Linked DNA regions of Homo sapiens: all the other regions are linked to region 4. Evidence: read pairs that join two places in POLR2A ChIA-PET (ENCODE). Cell type or tissue: HepG2. All regions are shown on one strand. Each heading gives the region's core, and the rest is flanking DNA. Links, peaks and the distances in the headings are about the cores only.

Region 1 (5,050 bases), core at 1,051-5,050, 130 kb after region 4:
GGGACTACTGTTGGGAGCCCCCATGCCTGGCTCTCAAGAACCAGTTTGAAGAGATTACCTCTGGCCACAGATGAGACTCAAAAGAATAATAAGTTCAATAGATTAAAACATATCAAATATAAACCCAATAGTTAATAATGATACTTTAAAAAATTTAAAACCATTGGCCATCTTTGGAAGATACTGGGGAACCAATTCATTGTTTTGGAAATTGGTAATAAAAGGAAAAAAGCAAGCATATGGCCTGCTTTTACTATTCAAGCTGTACCTCAGGGTTACTGTATAATTGATAGGTGTGAAGGGTTTTTGTGTGTGTGTGTGTGTGTGTGTGTATGTATATATTTTTTAAGAGACAGGGTCTTTGTCACCCAGGCTGTACCCAGTGTCAGACTCCTAGGCAACAGAGCAAGACCCCATCTCTAAAAAAGAAAAAAACAAAAAAGAACAGAATATATAGTTTTCTAGTCAGTGGAGGGAGATAGAAAAAAAAGAACAGTCAGTTCACAAAAAGAAACATTGCAAAGCAGCACAAACAACAGCTGTAAAGTAGATATAAATCTATGAAAAATAATATATATAAATCTAAATATATCATTCCCAGTAAGTATGAATGGGCTCAGTTACATAAAGTTGAAGGTTGGTACCCTGGAAAAGAAAATCCAGTACATATTGTTTGCATGAGACACATCTAAAACATATTACAGACAGGTTGGAGCAAACGAAAAGGATAGCATTGGGAAATAAGTCTCTTCCATCTTAGGAGAACATGAGGCTGTGCACAGTAGCTCATGCCTAATTTTTTTTTTTTTAATCTAGCCTGGCATGGTGGCACACACCTGTAATCCCAGCTACTCAGGAGGCTGAGGCTGGAGGATGGCTAGAGTTTAAGGCTGCAGTGAGCTATGATCATGTCACTGCCCTTCAGCCTGGGCAACAGAGCAAGACCTTCTCTGAAAAAAAAAAGAGAGAGAGAACCTGAAGAATTTTTTTCCTTATTTCTTTTCAGGTTAAAGAAGAAGGAGTTTAGTTTAGAAGAGATATATACCAACAAGAATTATAAATCTCCTCCTGCAAACAGGTAGGTACTTATAGCTGGGAAATAAAAGGGAAGAATTTGAAATGATTGATGTGAATCTCCAGCCCTTTCACTTTAGAAAGAGTTTATGTTCAGTTGTACCAATATTGGGTCTTTTTTTTTTTTTTTTTGAGACAGAGTCTCTGTCGCCCAGGCTGGAGTGCAATGGCGCAATCTCGGCTCACTGCAAGCTCCGCCTCCTGGGTTCACGCCATTCTCCTGCCTCAGCCTCTCCGAGTAGCTGGGACTACAGGCGCCCGCCACCACACCCGGCTAATTTTTTGTATTTTTAGTAGAGACAGGGTTTCACCGTGGTCTCGATCTCCTGACCTCGTGATCCGCCTGCCTTGGCCTCCCAAAGTGCTGGGATTACAAGTGTGAGCCACCGCGCCCGGCCAATATTGGGTTTTATAAATAGCTAGAATTGGTATTTTCAATTGCAGCACTTGAATTAGGGTCAGTAATAGGATAGGAAATAAAGTGTATTGGGTTACGTAAAGAAAATGTAGCCAGGCACGGTGGCTCACGCCTGTAATCCCAGCACTTTGGGGGGCCAAGGCGGGTGGATCACGAGGTCAGGAGTTCGAGACCAGCCTGACCAACATGGTGAACCCTGTCTCTACTAAAAATACAAAAAATTAGCCGGGCATGGTGGCTCACACCTGTAATCCCAGCTATTTGGGAGGCTGAGGCAGGAGAATTGCTTGAACCCGGGAGGAGGAGATGGCAGTGAGCTAAGATCACACCACTGCACTCCAGCCTGGGCAACAGAGCTAGACTCTGTCTCAGAAAAAAAAAAAAAGAAGAAAGAAAATGTAGTCTCAGCCAGGTGCAGTGGCTGACACCTGTAATTCAAGCACTTTGGGAGGCCAAGGCGGGCAAATCACCTGAGGTCAGGAGTTCAAGACCAGCCTGGCAAACACAGTGAAACCCTGTCTCTACTAAAATACAAAATTACCCAGGCGTGGTGGCACACACCAGTAATCCCAGCTACTCGGGAGGCTGAGGCAGGAGAACCGCTTGAACCCGGGGGGTGGAGGTTGCAGTGAGCCGAGATCGCGCCATTGCACTCCAGCCTGGGCAACAAGAGCGAAACTCCATCTCAAAAATGAAAAAGAAAAAAGAAGTATAAACAAGTAGTTTGTGTTTGTATTTTTACCAAATATGCTGACTTCAGGACTGATAATCATTGATTTTTCAGATATGATTGTAAACCGAAATACAGGAAGAGTTTCACTTAGGTCTGAATTCAATTCAAGTCAGTGAACATTTATTAAATGCCCACTGTTTCTAGAATATAGAAGGAGAATTGTAGGATTTTATCCTAAGATTTTGTATGTCTGCTCTAACACATTTGTACAATTACTTATAATTAATTCCTTATAATGGAATATACTGTGTAACCATTTAAAAAAAACGAATCAGAGCCAGGCACAGTGGCACATGCCTGTAATCGCACCACTTTGGGAGGCCAAGGAGGGAGGATCACTGGAGCCCTTGAGTTGGAGACCAGCCTGAGCAATATACCAAGACTCCATCTCTACAAAAAAAAAATTCTTTTTAAATTAGCCAGACATGGTGGTACATGCTTGTAGTCCCAGCTACGTGGGAGGCTCAGGTAGGAGGATAGCTTGAGCCCAGGATGTCGAGGCTGTAGTGAGCTGTGATTGTGATTGTGCCACTGCACTCCAGCCTGAGTAACAGAGTGAGACCCTGTCTCAAAAAAAAAGTTTTTTTTTTAAAGATGAGTCAGGGCTGGGTGCAGTGGCTCACACCTGTAATCCCAGCACTGGGAAGCCGAGGCGGGCGAATCATGAGGTTAGGAGATCAAGACCATCCTGGCTAACAGAGTGAAACCCTGTCTCTACTAAAAATACAAAAAAAAAAAAAAAATTAGCCGGGCGTGGTGGTGGGCACCTGTAGTCCCAGCTACTTGGGAGGCTGAGGCAGGAGAATGGCGTCAACCTGGGAGGCGGAGCTTGCAGTGAGCGGAGATCACACCACTGCACTCCAGCCTGGGTGACAGAGTAAGACTCCATCTTAAAAAAAAAAAAAAATTAACCTGGCATAGTGACACATACCTGTAGTCCCCACTACTTGGGAGGCTGAGGCAGGAGAATCGCTTGAACCCAGGAGACAGAGGTTGCAGTGAGCCAAGATCATGCCATTGCGCTCCAGCCTGGGCAACAAGAGTGAAATTCTGTCTCACAAAAAAAAGAAAAAGAGTTGGCGCAAGTAGCTTTCAGTCCCTGTTGACTAGAAGGGTTGTTGACCCAGCGTCAACATCCTGACCCTGTTGACAGGATGGGCCATGTGAGTCAGTCTGTTGGTGATTGTTTCGTGCTTCATCCTTAGGTGTTTAGAGACCATCTTTGAGGAACCCAAGGAACGAAATGGTACACTAATCTCAATCAGCCAACAGAAGAGGAAGCGAGTTCTAGAATTTCAGGATTTTACAGTCCCGCGAAAGAGGAGAGCTCGAGGCAAAGTCAAGGTGGCAGGCAGCTTTACCAGGGCCCAGAAGGCAGCTGTGCAGAGTCGAGAGCTGGATGCTCTTTTGATACAGAAACTAATGGAACTGGAGACCTTCTTTGCCAAGGAAGAGGAGCAGGAACAATCATCAGGCTGTTGAGAAGCGATTCAGTTTGAGGGTCTCAATTTTAGGGTTTTTTTGTTTTGTTTTGTTTTTGGGTTTTTTTTTTTTTTTTGGACCTCCTTGGAAAAGGTTGCCTAATTTTGCCCTACCGCCAAACCACTCAAAAATGCACAGTCCATGAATTTTTACCTATTTCAAGGTGCAACCTTTTTAGAAACTGGTGAAGGAGGGTCCTCTACTTTTACTGCTGAGTATAGAACCTCAGGAATGCTCCCTTTCTCCTGGAAATGGACCTGAACGACATCCAGCCACCTCCTCAGTCTCTGCCATCCACAGGAGGAAGCAGCAGCCTATCTTCAGTAACACTAGGATTCCAAGGACACACAGGATTTGCACGTCCATATGAAAGTTCCGCTTTGTTTACGGTGGTGCTAGACCAAGATTATTAGAAACGTGGCCTAGGGAGGGGGACCTGGCGTCCTGTCCTGTGTGGTCTCACTGGCTCATTTCAGTAGTTGAGGAAAGATGAGCTGTTGTGTTTTCTTATCTTTTGTCTGCCCAGGACCTATTGATGTGAGTGTATGTGAGAGTGTTTGTGTGTGTGTGGCTTTTTCCCATCGTTTTCTCCCCTCTGTGACTGGGTCACTAGTGCCAGAGGAGCCCGTCCAGGCCCCATTCGAAGTAAGTTGCACTTTTTAATGTTGTGGTGTGGATTATTTTCATTTGTTTTATTTTCTTTTTTGTTGTTGTTTTTGTACTATTATTGCTGCATGTGTGGAGCCTTTAAATGTGATTTTAAAACATTTTTTTAAGGAGAAAAACAATACATGTCTTAAGAATACATGATAGGCATTTGACCCAGTTGATCGCTGCATGGAAGAGACATTTTTCCTATTCATGTGTTTCAGGCAATCCCTTCCCCATCTCCAGCTTCTAGTGTAACTCATTAGAGGGAGCACTTTTTTTCATCTGGGTTCTCATTCTTGCCCACCAAATACATGTATTTATTTTAGTGATTTAAGTAAGAGCAGGTTTCTCTCCCGATCATTGAAAAACTACTATGGTTGGGTGTGGTCTTAATGGTTTTTATCTGAAATGGTGTTAGGTAACAAAATTGAGTACAACGGCTTGGGCAGTGATACAGGCTGACCCACAGTATTTGTGGCTTTCCAGGCAGCCCGCTTCAAGTGTGGGGAGAGAGTCGGGGTCATGTTTCAGACCCAGAGATGTGTTCCTGCAGTGGGATCTCAAAAATCCCCAGCCAGCCTTCTTTGAGGGCCACCTCATTGTACTCTGGGCTCCTACGTCACATCTACCGGAACTGTCAAATGCTGGAGTTAGCCGAGTTTCTGGGTTTGTGCCTGCAGGAGTCTGTGGGC
Region 2 (5,215 bases), core at 599-4,598, 770 kb before region 4:
GGCGTATTCTCTGCTTCTCTTGAGCACAGTGGGCCCTCGGGAGGGGATACATCAGTCCCCTACACCTTAATGAAGACTTTAGGCACTGTGCTCCCTTTACACATCCTCTGCAATGAAGTTGTCCTCTCCACAAATGCAACATACACAGTCCATCCTCATCATTCACAGACTCCATGTTTGCCAATTCATCTACTTGCAAAAATTCCTTTGTAGCCCCAAAATGAAATCTCGCAGCAGTTTTGTGGCCATTCACGGACCTGCTCAGAGTGGTGAAAAATTTGAGTCAAATAAGATAACACTCTGTCTCCTGGTTTCAGCTCTCAAACCGTAAACAAGTGTCCTTCTTGCAGTCTATTTGGTGCCACACTTATGCATTTTTGTGCTTTTTGTTGATGATTTCACTGTTTAAAATGCCCTCGAAGTGTAGTGCTGAAGTGCTGTCTAGTCTTCCTAAGTGATATTCTTTATGGAAAAAAATAGATGTGTTAGATAAGTTTCATTTAGGCATGAGTTATACAGTACCATTGGCATTGAGTTTAATGTCAATGAATCAACAATATATATTAAAATGTCTTTCAGCAGAAACACACATAACACAAGTTTATATATTAATCACTGGATGAAAATATTGTGACCAGAGGCTTAAAGGAACTTAACTCTGTATTTCTCCTAGGAGCAATGGGTCAGTATTCACTTATTCAGTGTTCACTGCAACTTTATAAGGCATAACTAGCATTAATAATGAGAATCAACTGCATGTGTATATTTGCATGTGTGTGCATGTGTTTGTGTGTATATGTGTATATGTATATACATACATATACATATATACATATACATGTATACATATATACATATATACATGTATACATGTATACATATATACATATACACATATATACATATACATATATACATACATACATATATACGTATACATACATACATATATACGTATACATACATATATACATATATACGTATATACACATATATGTATACATACACATATACGTATATACACATATATGTATACATACACATATATACGTATATATACGTATATATGTCTATATACGTATATATACATATAAAAGACACACATGCCCATCTTGTAAAGAGTCCTTAAATTTGCTTCCTGCCTTTGAAAGCTAAAATGCTGTGATTCTAGGCGTAAGCAGAGCTAACTGAAACAGTCATCCTGCTTCTCTGTGTAACCCAATGTTCACCTGTTGAAGGCAGGACCATCTAGATCATGAAGTCATTTTTCTTACAAGAACTTAAAGCTAAGACCTCTACCTGAGATCTTCCTCTGCCACCTCCTGCATCTTCACATCATCCTTGGTTCACTGGAAAGAGCCCTGGCCTGGTTTGGGAAATCTGGGTCATCCTGCTAGCCTCACACTCCCTGGGGCCAGCAGTAACCACCAGTGCCAGTCACTTAAACCTGTAAATGCAATTTTCCCTTATTTCATGATTTTCCTCACCCAATCACTTGGGAGAGCTAGTGAATAAAAGTGCATTAGAAAGTCTAAAGCTTCATAGAAATAGGAGATGGGGAGATAAGCAAAAGAGAGTATGGGCTTTGGGCTTAGACTGGCGCTGGGGAAAACCAACTGATGCTGGGGTTCTGAGCTTGGCTCAACTGTTTGCCAGCATTGTGACCTTCAGCAAATTTCTTAACTTCCCTGGGCCTCTGCTTCTCTGGGATAGCTCAGAGCAGATTACATGGATGAATAAGGAAAGAGAAGGAGGATAGTAACAATTCCCAAGTGCCCGTACACCACGATGAGTGCCTTGTGCATCTCCTCTAACCTTCAGAGGTATTTCAGAGGTATTTCTGATCCCTGTTTTATAGAGGTGCCAAGAGTCATTCTGCCCAAGGTCACAGGTAAGTGGTGAAGCAGAATTTGGACTGAGATTGACAGCCCTGTTCTGCTTGCTGCCAGGGACCCTCAGGAACACCCTGGTGTAATCATCTCTTCCCAGTACAAGGCAAGGAGCCAACTTAATTAGAGAGTTTATTTATAAAGAATTTCACAAGGCCCCACCCAAGAAACATGTCAGTACCTTTGAGACCAGCACTGACCTTTTGCATATGAACTGCTCTTGTGTTTTGGTCAACTGATCTCACACCAGGCCTGAAGCCAAAACCAAGAACATTCATTTCAAAAGAATGATTTAAACAAAAAGAAAGAAAGAATACCACCCTCTGGCACTGTGTTTTAAAGACAGTGTACACCATCTATAAGCCCCATTTTGTCAAGAGGGACAGAGGCCCAGGAACAGACTCATTTGGAAGAAATAAATTGTCTGTTCTTATGAGCACTGATGCAGAGGACCCCTCCATGAAAAACAAAGAATATCAATTTTTTTTAACTGACAGACATTGAAAAGCAATAAGATTTCCTTTTTTCTTTTCTCTGTTTTCCTGGTCATGTCTGTTGAGCCATCCTGACACTGCATCTAACAAAGGCCAGAGAATTCTTCCCCTTAAGAGACCCTCAGACAGAAGTGGGGCACACATCACCCGGTGGGGTGGGGAACATTATAATTTACCGCACTCCAATCACCAAAAGCTCCTTGCTGCTCCCCGGCATCAGACAGTCACATACAATTCACAAATTTGTAAATTTTTGAGGCTCCCAGCAGTCCTTTGAGGTGGATATTGCGTCATGATGTCATCATAATAGGTTTGTTTGCCCGATGCACAGTAAGTCAATAAACCAAGGCAACAGGGATTGCAGCAAAGAAAGAGTTTAATAATCATACGGCAGCCAAACAAGGAAACAGGAGGAAACCTCAAATCCACCCCTCCAGGGAGTTGGAGCTAGAGATTTCAAGGGGTTTGAAGTGGGCCAAGGTCCAGGATTATTGATTGGTCAAAGAGTGCAGAGTAAAGTCATGGGACAGGGAAATGAAGAAACTGCATTCTCGTGCTGATTCGATTCCTCTGTGGTTGTTTTCAAACTGGTTGGCATTAGCTTTCCTGCTGGAATTCAGGATCTGAAGAACATCTTAGGCAATTCTTAAACAAAAGCCTTATGAGTCCATGGTCACTGATCGTAGCTATAGGAACAATGGGGATATAAATCAATTCGTAAACAAAAACCTATGATTCTAAGGTTAGAAATCCTAGGTATAGGAACAATGAGGATGCAGATGGTCAGTATCTAGTGCTACCTGACTCTCAGTTACAAGGAAGTGGGCCAAAGTGTGGCCTGATTAGTGCTTAATAGAACTATATTTCTGCACAGGACCCAGGATGTAATTTTTGTTATCCCTGTGAGGACCGTTTCAATGATACTCATTTTACAGATGAGATAAGCAGAGATCAAAGAGGAGAAATGATTTGCACAGGGCTGCATATCACACGCACACGTTCTTCCCACTGATTCTGGCATCCATGCCAGGGGAGGTAAGACTCCAGAGAGTTCTGCCAGGCCTTTTGGAACACAGCCTATATGTCTGCTGAGGGCTTCTCTAGCCAAAACGCTCAGGCACAGCCCATTCTTACCATCAGCAGGCAGGAGAAGCATGATCCTAAAACCAGGGGAGGCCCCCTGCCCTACTGAGGCGTGGGGCACAGGGCAGTCTTCCAGCAAGCTTCCTGGAAGTGAAACCAGCCACATCTCTGGAATCTTGGAAATAGCTGTACCGGGGAGCAGTTGGCATCACTGCCGACAGGTGGCCATGGCAGGCTTGTTTTCCAGGAAGACCACAGATGATGCAGACAATGGGTTTGTTACATTTTGGGGTGTGTGTCTGTCCATGTGTTGGGGGTAGGGGAAGCAGCTTTCTAAAATACAAACATCTGCCTCCATTAAGCCTCCAGATCAATAGGACACTAGCGGCAGACCCTGATCTCTTGCTTGACTCTTGGTCTTCACCCCCAGGAGACCTCCATACCAATAGCTCTGTCCTCCAGGGGTGAAGCTGGAAGACAAAGGAGGCACTGTGATGGGCCAGTGAATGCTGCTCAGCCTTGTTCACGTCATGACACTCCTAGAAAAGAGTGGTAGCTATACAACTCAGCAGGTCGATGGAGGAGGCTGCTAACAGCTGAAGAGAAGGACCTAGAGGCCCCTGGCCACTCTAACAGATAATGGATCAGCAGCCAAGGGCACCGATTCAGATGATCTGGGCAATGGGCCCTGAAGTCAGACGGTCCTGAGCTCTTCGGTAGCCTTGCTGCTCAGTGTGCCCTATGGAAGTACTGGCAGCATCCGTATCACCTGGGAGCCCCTTAAAAATGCAGAACATAGGCTGGGCACAGTGGCTCACACCTGTAATCCCAGAAGTTTTCAGGAGGCTGAGATGGGAGAATCACTTGAGTCTAGGAGTTCAAGACCAACCTAAGCAGCATGGTGAGACCCACCCCCACCCCCAGCCCGTCTCTACAAAAATTAAATAAATAAATAAATAAAAATTAGCTGGTTGTGGTAGCATGTGCCTGTGGTCCCAGCTACTTGGGAGGCTGAGGTAGGGGGATCACTAGAGCCTGGGAAGTCGAGGCTGCAGTGAGCTGTGATCACACCACTGCACTCCAGCCTGGGCAACAGAGTGAGACCCGGTCTCAAAAAAAAAAAAAGGGAGAATGCAGACCTGTTTCCAGACCTGCCAACTCTGAATCTACATTTTAACAAAATGCACAGGTGATTTGCAGGCTGTTCTGCATAACCACTGGTTTTGACCAAGGGATGCAAACTCAGATGCCCAAGGGACCAGGCATTACCATGAGTCAGAAGCCCAGGCTGGGAGTTCGAGGCCATCCTGCAAGAGAAGTCACAACTTAGCCCCAGCCAGGGAAGCCTGATTTCCAGATTCTTTTATAACAATCAATTCTCAGGCCGGGTGTGGTAGCTCACGCCTATAATCCCAGCATTTTGGGAGGCCGAGATGGGTGGATCACAAGGTCAGGAGTTCAAGACCAGCCTGGCCAACATGGTGAAAACCCATCTCTACTAAAAATATAAAAATTATCCGGGTTTGGTGGTGCACGCCTGTAGTCCCAGCTACTTGGGAGACCAAGGCAGAAGAATTGCTTCAATTCTTCAGGAAGCGGAGGTTGCAGTGAGCTGTCATCACACCACCGCACTCCAACCTGGGCCACAGAGTGAGACTCTGTCTCAAAAAAAAAAAAAAAAAAAAAAGAAAGAAAGAAAGAAAAGAAAAGAAAAAGAAAAAGAAAAAAAGAATCAATTATCTGGGGTCT
Region 3 (5,215 bases), core at 683-4,682, 97 kb before region 4:
TGGCTGCTTTGCATGTCTGCTTCCCTCCACGAGGAGGGCAAGGCCCACGTTGGTTCAACCTTGCATAAATGTTGGCTGAATGAATGAATTCAATAAATTCTAAATAAGCACCAAATGTGTGATGGGTGCTTGCTGTGGAGGATACAAGGATGAGCAAGATGTGTTCTCTGCCTCCAAAGAGCTTACATTCGATGGGAGAGGCAAGGTACGTGAACAAGGAAAGTGGAAGGAAACACAGAAGCCATGTCCCAGCAAGTGAGCACTCAATATGGCCAGCATTCTAATCTGGTGCTGCCCGTAACTTGCTGGAAGCCTCTAAGCAGGCTTCTTAGCCACTCTGGCCTTGGAACCCAGCAAGAGTAATTCCTATAGATTGACGATGGGGCTGCCATTGGATTCAGATCACAGGAAGGGGCAAGTGACAGGTGCCTCTTCTTCCAAAGTCACAGGAGGGAGGGAGTCCCCCCGTCTAAGCCTCTTACCTGACCACAGTCTAGTTCATGGTGTCTGAAGCTGACACGATTGACATTGGAGGCTGGATAATTCTTTGCTGTAAGGTCTATCCTGAGCATTGTAGGTTTTTTAGAAGTACTCACTAGAGGCTGGGCACAGTGGCTCACACCTGTAATCCCAGCAGTTTGAGAGGCTGAGGTGGGAGGATCACTTGAGGCCAGGAGTTCAAGAACAGCCTGGCTAACATGGCAAAATTCTGTCTCCACAAAAAAAAAAAAACCAAAAATTAGCCAGGCATGGTGGCTCCAGGTACTCAGGAGGCTGAGGCACAAGAATCGCTTGAACCCGGGAGGTGCAGGTTGCAGTCAGCCAAGGTTGTGCCACTGTGCTCCAGCCTGGGTGACAGAGTGAGACCCTGTCTCAAAAAAAAAAAAAAAAAAAAAAAGCATAGAGCAGAGAGACAGCCAGGCATGGTGGCTCAGGCCTGTAATCCCAGTGCTTTGGGACGCTGAGGCAGGAGGATCTCTTTTTTTTTTTTTTTGAGACGGAGTCTTGCTCTGTTGCCCAGGCTGGAGTGCAGTGGTGTGATCTTGACTCACTGCAAGCTCTGCCTCCTGGGTTCACGCCATTCTCCTGCCTCTGCCTCCAGAGTAGCTGGGACTACAGGTGCCCACGAGCATGCCTGGCTAATTTTTTTTGTATTTTTAGTAGAGACGGCTTTTCATCGTGTTAGCCAGGATGGTCTCGATCGGCAGGAGGATCTCTTGAGGCCAGAATTTTGAGACTACTTGGGCAACATAGCAAGAATCCCGTCTCTATAATATTTTTTTTTTAGACGGAGTTTCGCTCTTTTCGCCCAGGCTGGAGTGCAATGGCATGATCTCGGCTCACTGCAACCTCCGCCTCCCTGGTTCAAGTGATTCTCCTGTCGCAGCCTCCCAAATAGCTGGGATTACAGGTGCCTGCCACCATGCCAGGCTAATTTTTGTATTTTTAGTAGAGACGGGGTTTCACCATGTTGGCCAGGATGGTCTCGATCTCTTGACCTCATGATCCACTCACCTCGGCCTCCCAAAGTGCTGGGATTACAGGCGTGAGCCACTGCGCCAGGCCTTTTTTTTTTTTTTTTTTTTTTTTTTTTAATTAGCTGGGCGTGGTGGTGCACGCCTGTAGTCCCAGCTACTCAGGGGGGCTGAGCTGAGAGGATTGCTTGAGACTGAGTTCAGGGTGGCAGTGAGCTGTGATAGTGCCACTGCACTCCAGCCTGAACAACAGAGGGAGACCCTGTATCTCTGAGAGAAAAAAAAAAAAGAGCACAGAGAAGAGGCAAGAAATTGCGTTCCAGTGGCAACTGTGGGACTGAAACAGACTGGAATTCCCCCCTCAGCACTCATCCATCCTGTTGGTTGAGAAAGGAAAAAGTCTATATATAATCTTATGGTCCCCAATGTTTCTCCCAGATGAGTTCAGATGAAAATTCTGGGGCTCAGGGAGAAAAGACTTTTCCAGAGATTGCATAGCAATTCCCCATCTCCCCTCATCCCCATGGGAAAAGAGATTTTCTTGTTGGAAGGACTATGTGCTGATTCACTGAGGAAACAGGAATCTTGCTGCAGCCAGAGAAGCAGATGGAGGTCAAATCTGAAGGCTGGTAGGACTCAGTACTCGGCACCAGCTTTTGCTACATGCAAATGCTACATCCCAGGCATTTCAGGCCAGGTTTAGGGCAAGTGTGTGGCACAGTCTGAAGGCCAGGAGCTGCCTGAAGCACTTGCAGGCTGAAGCCACAGCTGCAGACCAGAAGAGAGGGCACACACAGTGCCTTCCAGATAGAAGCCTGGCAGGGAGGAAAGGCCACTGGTCCTGCCTCAAAGTCACTGAGTCACTGCCCATTCCCTACCAGAGAACCTGTATATGAGGCCATGTCTACATGTTACACTGCATCTGTACCCATGCAGAGATTCACCATACACGTAAGGCAGTCAGTTGAAAGGAACGAAGGGGTCCCCAGGCAGGAACCCAGGATGGAGCAGTGGGTGGCATCTCATTGATACAGCACCACAAAAAGGTGAAGAGGGCAGCACAGTTGGTGGTGACTGGGCTGATTCCCATGAACCTGATTCCCAGTCCAGCTGTTTGTTAGCGTATGGGCGTGGACCCTACTTCCTGGGGCCTTCCACCCCTCAGCTGGTATGTTGATAAGATTATACAATGAGTCAGGTGCAGTGTCCCATGCCTGCAATCCCAGCACTTTGAGAGGCCGAGGTGGGTGGATCATTTGAGGTCAGAAGTCCGAGATCAGACTGACCAATATGGTGAAACCCTGTCTCTACTAAAATTACAAAAATTAGCTGGATGTGGTGGCATGCCCTTGTAGTCCCAGCTACTGGGGAGGCTGAGGCAGGAGAATTGCTTGAACTTGGGAGGCAGAGGTTGCAGTGAACCAAGATTCTGCCACTGCATTCCAGCCTGGGCAACAGAGCAAGATCTCGTCTCAACAACAACAACAAAGATCATGCAATGAAAAGGTGTATGACACATTGCCCAGGACACAGGAAGCACTCAATGGAGTGACCATTGTTATTCTGTGTTTTTCTGAACTTTTCTGGGTAACTGAAGAGGCCTGTAAAATGGCTTCTATTCAGCATTCCCTCCCAGTATTCGCTATCTGCTTCAGCAAGGCCTCACAGATTTGCGCAGTGTCTCTGGCATACATCATGTATCCCTTCCTTTTTTTTTTTTGAGACAGGGTCTCCCTGTCGCCCAGGCTGGAGTGCAGTGATGCGATCTCGGCTCACTGCAACCTCTGCCTCCCAGGTTCAAGTGATTCTCCCGCCTCAGCCTCCTGAGTAGCTCAGATTACAGGCGCCCGCCACCATGCCTGGCTAGTTTTTGAATTTTTTTTTTTTTTTTGAGACAGAGTCTTGTTCCATCGCCCAGGCTGGAGTGCAGTGGTGTGATCTCAGCTCACTGCAACCTCTGCCTCCCGAGTTCAAGCAATTCTCCTGCCTCAGCCGCCCGAGTAGCTGGGACTACAGGCACGCACCACCACGCCCAGCTAATTTTTGTATTTTTAGTAGAGATGGGGTTTCACCATGTCGGCCAGGATGGTCTCGATCTCTTGACCTCTTGATCCACCCGCCCTGGCCTCCCAAAGTGTTGGAATTACAGGTGTGAGCCACTGCGCCCAGCCCTAACTTTTGTATTTTTAGTAGAGACAGGGTTTTACCATGTTGGCTAGGCTGGTCTCGAACTCCTGACCTCAGGTGATCCACCCACCTTGGCCTCCCAAAGTGCTGGAATTACAGGCGTAAGCCACCGTGGCCGGCCCTAACTTTTGTATTTTTAGTAGAGATGGGGTTTCACCATGTTCGCCAGGCTGGTCTCAAACTCCTGACTTCAGATGATCTTGGCCTTCCAAAGTGCTGGGATTACAGTCGTGAGCCACCGCACCTGGCCTGTATAATCTGGTGATAGGCTTCTGATCGGCATGCACATGTCCTCCATGTCTGACCAAACCCACAGATTCCCTGTGGGCTGAGCTTTGTACCTACAAAAAGGTGGATGAGTCTAAGAGACAGGATGAATGGATGGGAGGACTGGAGGATGATGGAGGAGGAAGGCACTGGGTTTGACTACCAGATTCTGGCTTGGACAAGTGGGTGGAAGGAGATGCCCACCAGAGAGAGGAGGAATCAGGAAAGTAGGCAGCAAGGAGACTGGGGCTCATGGGCAGGAAAGTTTGAGGTCCCGCTCTGATGGGGGAGTGACCCAGCATCCTAACGCACCAGCCGCCCCTTCTTCCACCAAATCATTCTGTGGGCCTTCTGCTGGGCAATTGCAGGGGCAGTTTTGGCCTCACACACAGGACACTGAGGATCACAAGTGATTGTTCAGTTCGTATGTGATCTGAACAGGCCAGCGTTTGCTGTGTCCAGCACCATCACTCAATGGCTTGAGAGCACAATGGAGACTCCCATCCAGGAATGTGAGAGCAGCTGTTCAGCTGTTTGAGAGCAGACATTTGCTTACTGTCTTTTTGTAAGACCTTTCATATACGTGGCCTTTTTTTTTTGAGATAAGGTCTTGCTCTGTCACCCAGGCTGGAGTGCAGTGGTGCAATCACAGCTCATTGCAGACCTCCTGAGTTCAAGCGACCTTCCCACCTCAGCCTCTCACGTAGCTGGGATGACAGGTGTGAGCCACCATGTCCAGCTAACTTTTGTTTTTTCTTAGACGGAGTCTTGCTCTGTCGCCCAGGCTGGAGTGCAGTAGCACAATCTCGGTTCACTGCAACCTCCATCTCCCGGGTTCAAATGGTTCTCCTGCCTCAGCCTCCCAAGTAGCTGGGATTATAGGTGCACACCACCACGCCTGGCTAATTTTTGTATTTTTCATAGAGATGGGGTTTCATCATGTTGGCCAGGATAGTATCAAATTCCTGACCTCACATGATCCGACCACCTCGGCCTCACAAAGTGTTAGGATTACAGGCATGAGTCACTGCACCCGGCCCCAAGCTAATTTTTTATTTATTTTATTTTATTTATTCATTTTTTTTGTAGCGACGGGGTCTTCCTATGTTGCTCAGGCTGATCTCAAATTCCTGGGCTCAAGTGATCCTCCCATCTCAGTCTCCCAAAGTGTTGGGATTACAGGTGTGGGCCGACCGTGCCCAGCTACATGTGTCTTCTGATTCTCCAACCACCCAAGGAGATAGCTTCCCATTTCATAGATGAGGGGATTTACATATCTTAGAAAA
Region 4 (5,215 bases), core at 384-4,383:
AACAGATTGAGACCGTCCCTACAAAAACTTTAAAAACTAGCCGGGTGTGGTGGTGCACACCTGTAGTCCCAGCTATTTGGGAGGCTGAAGTGGGAGGATCACGTGAGCCCAGGAGGTTGAGGCTGTAGTGAGCCAATATTGTACCACTGCACTACAGCCTGGGCAACAGAGTGAGAACCTGTCTCAAAACAAACAAATAAAAGAAACCACCCATGAAACTGCTCAGGCCATCAAGGGTATGCATATATAAAAAGCCACCAAGTATATGAAAGATGTCACTTTGGCCAGGCAAGGTGGCTCACGCCCGTAATCCCAGCACTTTGGGAGGCTGAGGTGGGCAGATCACCTGAGGTCAGGAGTTCGAGACCAGCCTGACCAACATGGTGAAACCCCATCTCTACTAAAAATACAAAAATTAGCCAGGCATGGTGGCAGGCACCTGTGATCACAGCTACTCGGGAGGCTGAGGCAAGAGAATTGCTTGAACCCGGGAGGCAGAGGTTGCAGTGAGCCAAGATCACGCCATTGCACTCCAGCCTGGGGGACAAGAGTGAAACTCCATCACAAAAAAAAAAGAAAGAAAGAAAGAAAGAAATATGTCACTTTACAGAAACAATGTGTACCATTTCCACATTACAATGATGGAGATAGTAGGTGGTCCCAGGCCACACAGCACGGCTGCACACGGGGTCAGTGGCCAAAAAAGAGTACTGAATTATTGCTACATATGCTTAAAAATGCACAGTCATGCCGAACTTAAGGGTTCAGGTGCAGATCCTCTGGTCATTGAGCATGTCCAGGTGAACAAAGCACCCAAGATGTGCTGCCTGATGTAAAGAGCTCATGGTCAGATTAACCCATACATGAGCTCCCCCTGCGAAACCAAGATGATCCTCATGGAAAAGGAATAAATTATTCCTAAACCAGAAGAGGACATTGCACAGAAGAAAAAGATATCCCAAGGCCAGGCATGGTGGCTCACGCCTGTAATCCCAGCACTTTGGGAGGCCGAGGTGGGTGGATCATTGGAGGCCAGGAGTTTGAGACCAGCCTGGCCAACACGGCAAAACCCCATCTCTACTAAAAAAACAAAAATTAGCTGGTGTGGTGGTGTGTGCCTGTAATCCCAGCTACTTGGGAGGCTAAGGCAAGAGAATCACTTGAACCCAGGAGGCAGAGGTTGCAGTGAGCTGAGATCATGCCACTGTACCCTAGCCCGGGCAACAGAGCAAGACTCTGTCTCAGAAAAAAAGAAAAGAAAAAAAAAGAAAAGAAAGAAACTGAAGAAACAAAAACTGATAGTATGGGAATAAATTCGGTACAAAATCAATGCAAATAAAAGTTAAAAAAAAACAGGTAAGTGAAAAAAAAAGTTTTTTGTTTTTTTTTTTTTGAGGTGGAGTCTCCCTCTGTCACCCAGGCTGGAGTGCAGTGGTGGAATCTCGGCTCACTGCAACTACGCCTGCCAGGTTCAAGTGATTCTCCTGCCTCAGCCTCCTGAGTAGCTGGGATTACAGGCACCCGCCACCACACCTAGCTAATTTTTGTATTTTGAGTAGAGACGGCGTTTCACCATGTTGACCAGGCTGGTCTCAAACTTCTGGCCTCAAGTGATCCACCCGCCTTGGCCTCCCAAAGTGCTGGAATTACAGGTGTGAGCCACTGCGCCCGACCGGTAAATGAGAAACTAAAATGCAACATTAAGACAGAGGTTGTTTTATATATGGCACAAATGGAAATCATAAGGAAATAAACCCTTTTGACCCTAGGCCTAAGAAAAGCTTTCCATTAACATATGGAAAGGCATACAGTTAAATGATGGATGAAGAAAGGCTAAACAAAAAATAGTATAATAGAGGCAGGGTGCGGTAACATTGGTTCATGCCTGTAATCTCAGCACTTTTGGAGGCCAATGGGTGGATCCCTCGAGTCCAGGAGTTCAAGACCAGCCTGGGAATGGTAAAACCCCACCTCTACAAAAAAAAATATGATAATCAGCTGGGTGTGGTGGCATGCTATAGTCCCAGTTACTTGGGAGGCAGAAGTGGGAGGATCAATTGAGTCCAGGAGTTCAAGGCCGCACTGAGGTGAGCTGTGATTGCATCACTGCACTTCCCCACCTCTACAAAAAAAAATATGATAATCAGCTGGGTGTGGTGGCATGCTATAGTCCCAGTTACTTGGGAGGCAGAGGTGGGAGGATCGATTGAGTCCAGGAGTTCAAGGCCGCACTGAGGTGAGCTGTGATTGCATCACTGCACTTTATCCTAGGTGCTCTGTCACCAAAAAAAAAAAAAAAAAAAAAAGAAGTATAATATATACATAGCTAACAGCTAAAGTGATTTGTACCTACTGCACTGGCAAAGAAATCATTAAGATGTGGGATTTACACCCCACCTCTGACCAATCCTCCCACCTCCAGTCACCCACTATATTAAGAAAGATGTCCCTGGCTCTGTCTGTGCTTCAGCACTCTTACCTCGAGTGCTGGTGTATCCCAAGGAGCTGCTGACTTCATACTGGTGCAGGTGGGGGTGTGGGATCATCAGGATGTTGGCACTCTTGCCTAGGGAGCTGTCGTCAGAAGCCTGGCTCCTCACTTCCTCAGTGGGCAGTGTGCGGCTTGGTAGGGAAGGGCTGGATGAAACATCACAGGAGCTGGCACTCTTTCGACTGTGACTCTCTCGCTCTCGCACAGATCTGCCAGGCAAGAGACAAAAAGTTACCATCAAGCGAGGGATGCTGTCCTACCTTGAGTTAAAACTAAAACCCATCACCAGCCCAAGCCACATGGAACCCAATAACAAAAATCCCCAGTGTGATCTACAAGTGGGAAACCTGTATGCGGTACTTCACCCTTAACAGCTTGAGATGTTATATAAGAGAGGGGGGAAATGACAGACATTATGCAGCCAAAGTCCTAGGATCATAGTTGTAAAGAAAGGACTGCTCCAGGCTGACCCCACCTAATCCCACTGATTAATCTCTCATCACTAAAAACAGAATGAGAAGAGAGGTATGATGTGATGTGGGAGAAAGAACATAGTGCCCAAGAAGTCTACTTGCCCTCAAATTTGAATCTAAATCTAATCAAGCTTCCAGAGATAATTGCCAGTTTACAGGGAATCTGCAGAATAGAGGAAAACTGAAACACTACAAGGCAACAATCAGCCAAATGTAGAAAGCAAGACATTCTACTGTCACACACACACACAAAAGGCATTATAACCAAATGCAAAAAGTGGATCTTGTTTAGGTCCCATTTCAAACTAACTGCAAAAGCACATTTTTGAGGCAATTCAAAAAACTGACTATGCACTGGCTATTAGAGGGCATTTAGGGATTAGTGTTAATTTTGTTACCAATGATAATGGTACCGTGATGGGTTTTCTTTTAGTTCTTATTTGTTGAAACATATACTAATCAGCTTTGTGCCAGGCTGGGTGACACTAAATAAATAAATAACATGTAAAAAAAGAAAGAAACTTACGCTGAAGTATGTATTATTGAAAAAAAATAGAGGCTGCCTGGGGTTTGTTTTGTTTGTTTGTTTTTGTGAGACGGAGTCTCACTCTGTCACCCAGACTGGAGTGCAGTGGCATGATCTCAGCTCACTGCAGCCTCCACATCCTGGGTTCAAGTGATTTTCCTGCCTCAGCCTCCCAAGTAGCTGAGATTACAGACGCCCACCACCACGCCTGGGTACTTTTTTCGTATTTTTAGTAGAGACGGGGTTTCACCACGTTGGTCAGCCTGGTCTCAAACTCCTGAACTCAAGTGATCCACCTGCCTTGGCCTCCCAAAGTGCTGGGATTACAGGTGTGAGCCACTGTGCCCGGCCAATCCTGGGATTTGTTTTTAAAATATTCCATCCAAAATTTAAACGTGGGAGAGGTCATGAAACAAGGCTGACAACATGGTGATAACTGTTCATGATACTATTCTCTATTTGAGCACGTCTGAACATTTCCTAATAAAAGTTTATATATGCATATATATATATATATATATAGCCTTATTAAAACATAAAATTCCCTAAGGGGAAAACCTCTAAAAGCAACAGGAAGAAGGATCAAAAAGAAAGAAGCCCTATAGAGAAGCAAAAGCTCAGAACGAAAAAGCAAGCCCACCAACGGGGCTGCCCTTCTGGCATCAGAGCTGCTCCCTTTCCTCCTGGAAGGATTTTTTTAGTAAGAGCTTAAACGGAGCCTGAAAACAGATTCCAAGTGCTGACTACATGTTTGTTCTTTCCACAGTAAATATTTAAACACCAGTATACGCTTAGCCATGTGTGAAGGTAGCACCAATTAAGACACAATTTGTGCCTTCAGAGACCACACAACCTGGGTACCACCAGGTCTTGTCATCTTTAATTAGAAAAAGAAAATCAATCTTGAACTATGAGAGCATTTTTAAAGACTACAAAGAAAAGCCCCTAAGTAGCTCTTACTGAGCCCCTAAGCAGCATCCACACATAGGAGAGAGGCTGCTGACAGCACTTAATTCTGAGCTCTAAGCCTTCTCAGGTAGGACTGGATGAGAGAAAAGGGCAGAAAACAATCATGTGGTCACTCTAAGTTCATTTGCCACAAAATTAAGAGACATAATATTCTTCCACTCAGTTGCGCTTAAAGCTACAGAGTTAAGAAATCTGGCGGGGGCAGTGGCTCACACCTATAATCCTAGCACTTTTGGAGGCCAAGGTGGGTGGATCACCTGGGGTCGGGAGTTCGAGACCAGCCTGACCAACACTGAGAAACCCCGTCTCTACTAAAAATACAAAATTAGCCAGGCGTGGAGGCGCATGTTTGTAATCCCAGCTACTCGGGAGGCTGAGGCACAAGACTTGCTTGAACCTGGGAGGCGGAGGTTGTGGTGAGCTGAGATTACACCATTGCACTCCAGCCTGGGCAACAAGAGCAAAACTCCAACTCAAAAAAAAAAAAAAAGAAAGAAATCTGGAAAATTGGCCGGGCGCGGTGGCTCACGCCTGTAATCCCACCACTTTGGGAGGCTGAGGTGTGCGTATCACGAGATCAGGAGATCGAGACCATCCTGGCTAACACGGTGAAACCCCGTCTCTACTAAAAATACAAAAAATTAGCTGGGCGTGGTGGTGGGCGCCTGTAGTCCCAGCTACTCGGGAGGCTGAGGCAGAAGAATGGTGCGAAGCTGGGAGGCAGAGCTTGCAGTGAGCCGAGATCGCGCCACTACA

The links. Peaks named below come from ENCODE experiments on the same cell type or tissue, not always from the same donor. Only the 100,000 strongest peaks of a DNase experiment are listed, where the experiment ranks them.
Region 1: POLR2A ChIA-PET joins it to region 4 with 6 read pairs; 7 of 35 experiments call an interaction of 5 or more read pairs at or near these places.
Region 2: POLR2A ChIA-PET joins it to region 4 with 5 read pairs; 2 of 35 experiments call an interaction of 5 or more read pairs at or near these places.
Region 3: POLR2A ChIA-PET joins it to region 4 with 9 read pairs; 2 of 35 experiments call an interaction of 5 or more read pairs at or near these places.

Annotation. Positions count from the first base shown.
Region 1 is chr22:31,684,184-31,689,233 of GRCh38, reverse strand. PRR14L (proline rich 14 like) reads left to right here. Exons shown (of 9, transcript NM_173566.3): 8 at 1,007-1,078; 9 at 3,431-5,050. The coding sequence ends at 3,707. Among named protein-coding and RNA genes, the nearest start is that of PISD, 24 kb to the right of the region's middle. In HepG2, for the core only: no CTCF peak of the experiment used is centred there; a DNase peak (open chromatin) is centred at 3,363.
Region 2 is chr22:32,581,731-32,586,945 of GRCh38, reverse strand. All of the region lies in intron 7 of SYN3 (synapsin III), which reads left to right. SYN3-AS1 (SYN3 antisense RNA 1) reads right to left here. Exons shown (of 4, transcript XR_001755503.2): 2 at 2,560-3,069; 3 at 1,300-1,447; 4 at 427-462. Among named protein-coding and RNA genes, the nearest start is that of SYN3-AS1, 9.4 kb to the right of the region's middle. In HepG2, for the core only: a CTCF peak has its summit at 3,695; a DNase peak (open chromatin) is centred at 2,885.
Region 3 is chr22:31,909,370-31,914,584 of GRCh38, reverse strand. No RefSeq gene overlaps it. Among named protein-coding and RNA genes, the nearest start is that of YWHAH, 33 kb to the left of the region's middle. RefSeq lists an enhancer at 1,917-2,416. In HepG2, for the core only: no CTCF peak of the experiment used is centred there; a DNase peak (open chromatin) is centred at 2,654.
Region 4 is chr22:31,812,477-31,817,691 of GRCh38, reverse strand. DEPDC5 (DEP domain containing 5, GATOR1 subcomplex subunit) reads right to left here. Exons shown (of 43, transcript NM_001242896.3): 21 at 2,480-2,700. It also overlaps the pseudogene RPL17P52. Among named protein-coding and RNA genes, the nearest start is that of DEPDC5, 61 kb to the right of the region's middle. In HepG2, for the core only: no CTCF peak of the experiment used is centred there; a DNase peak (open chromatin) is centred at 2,141.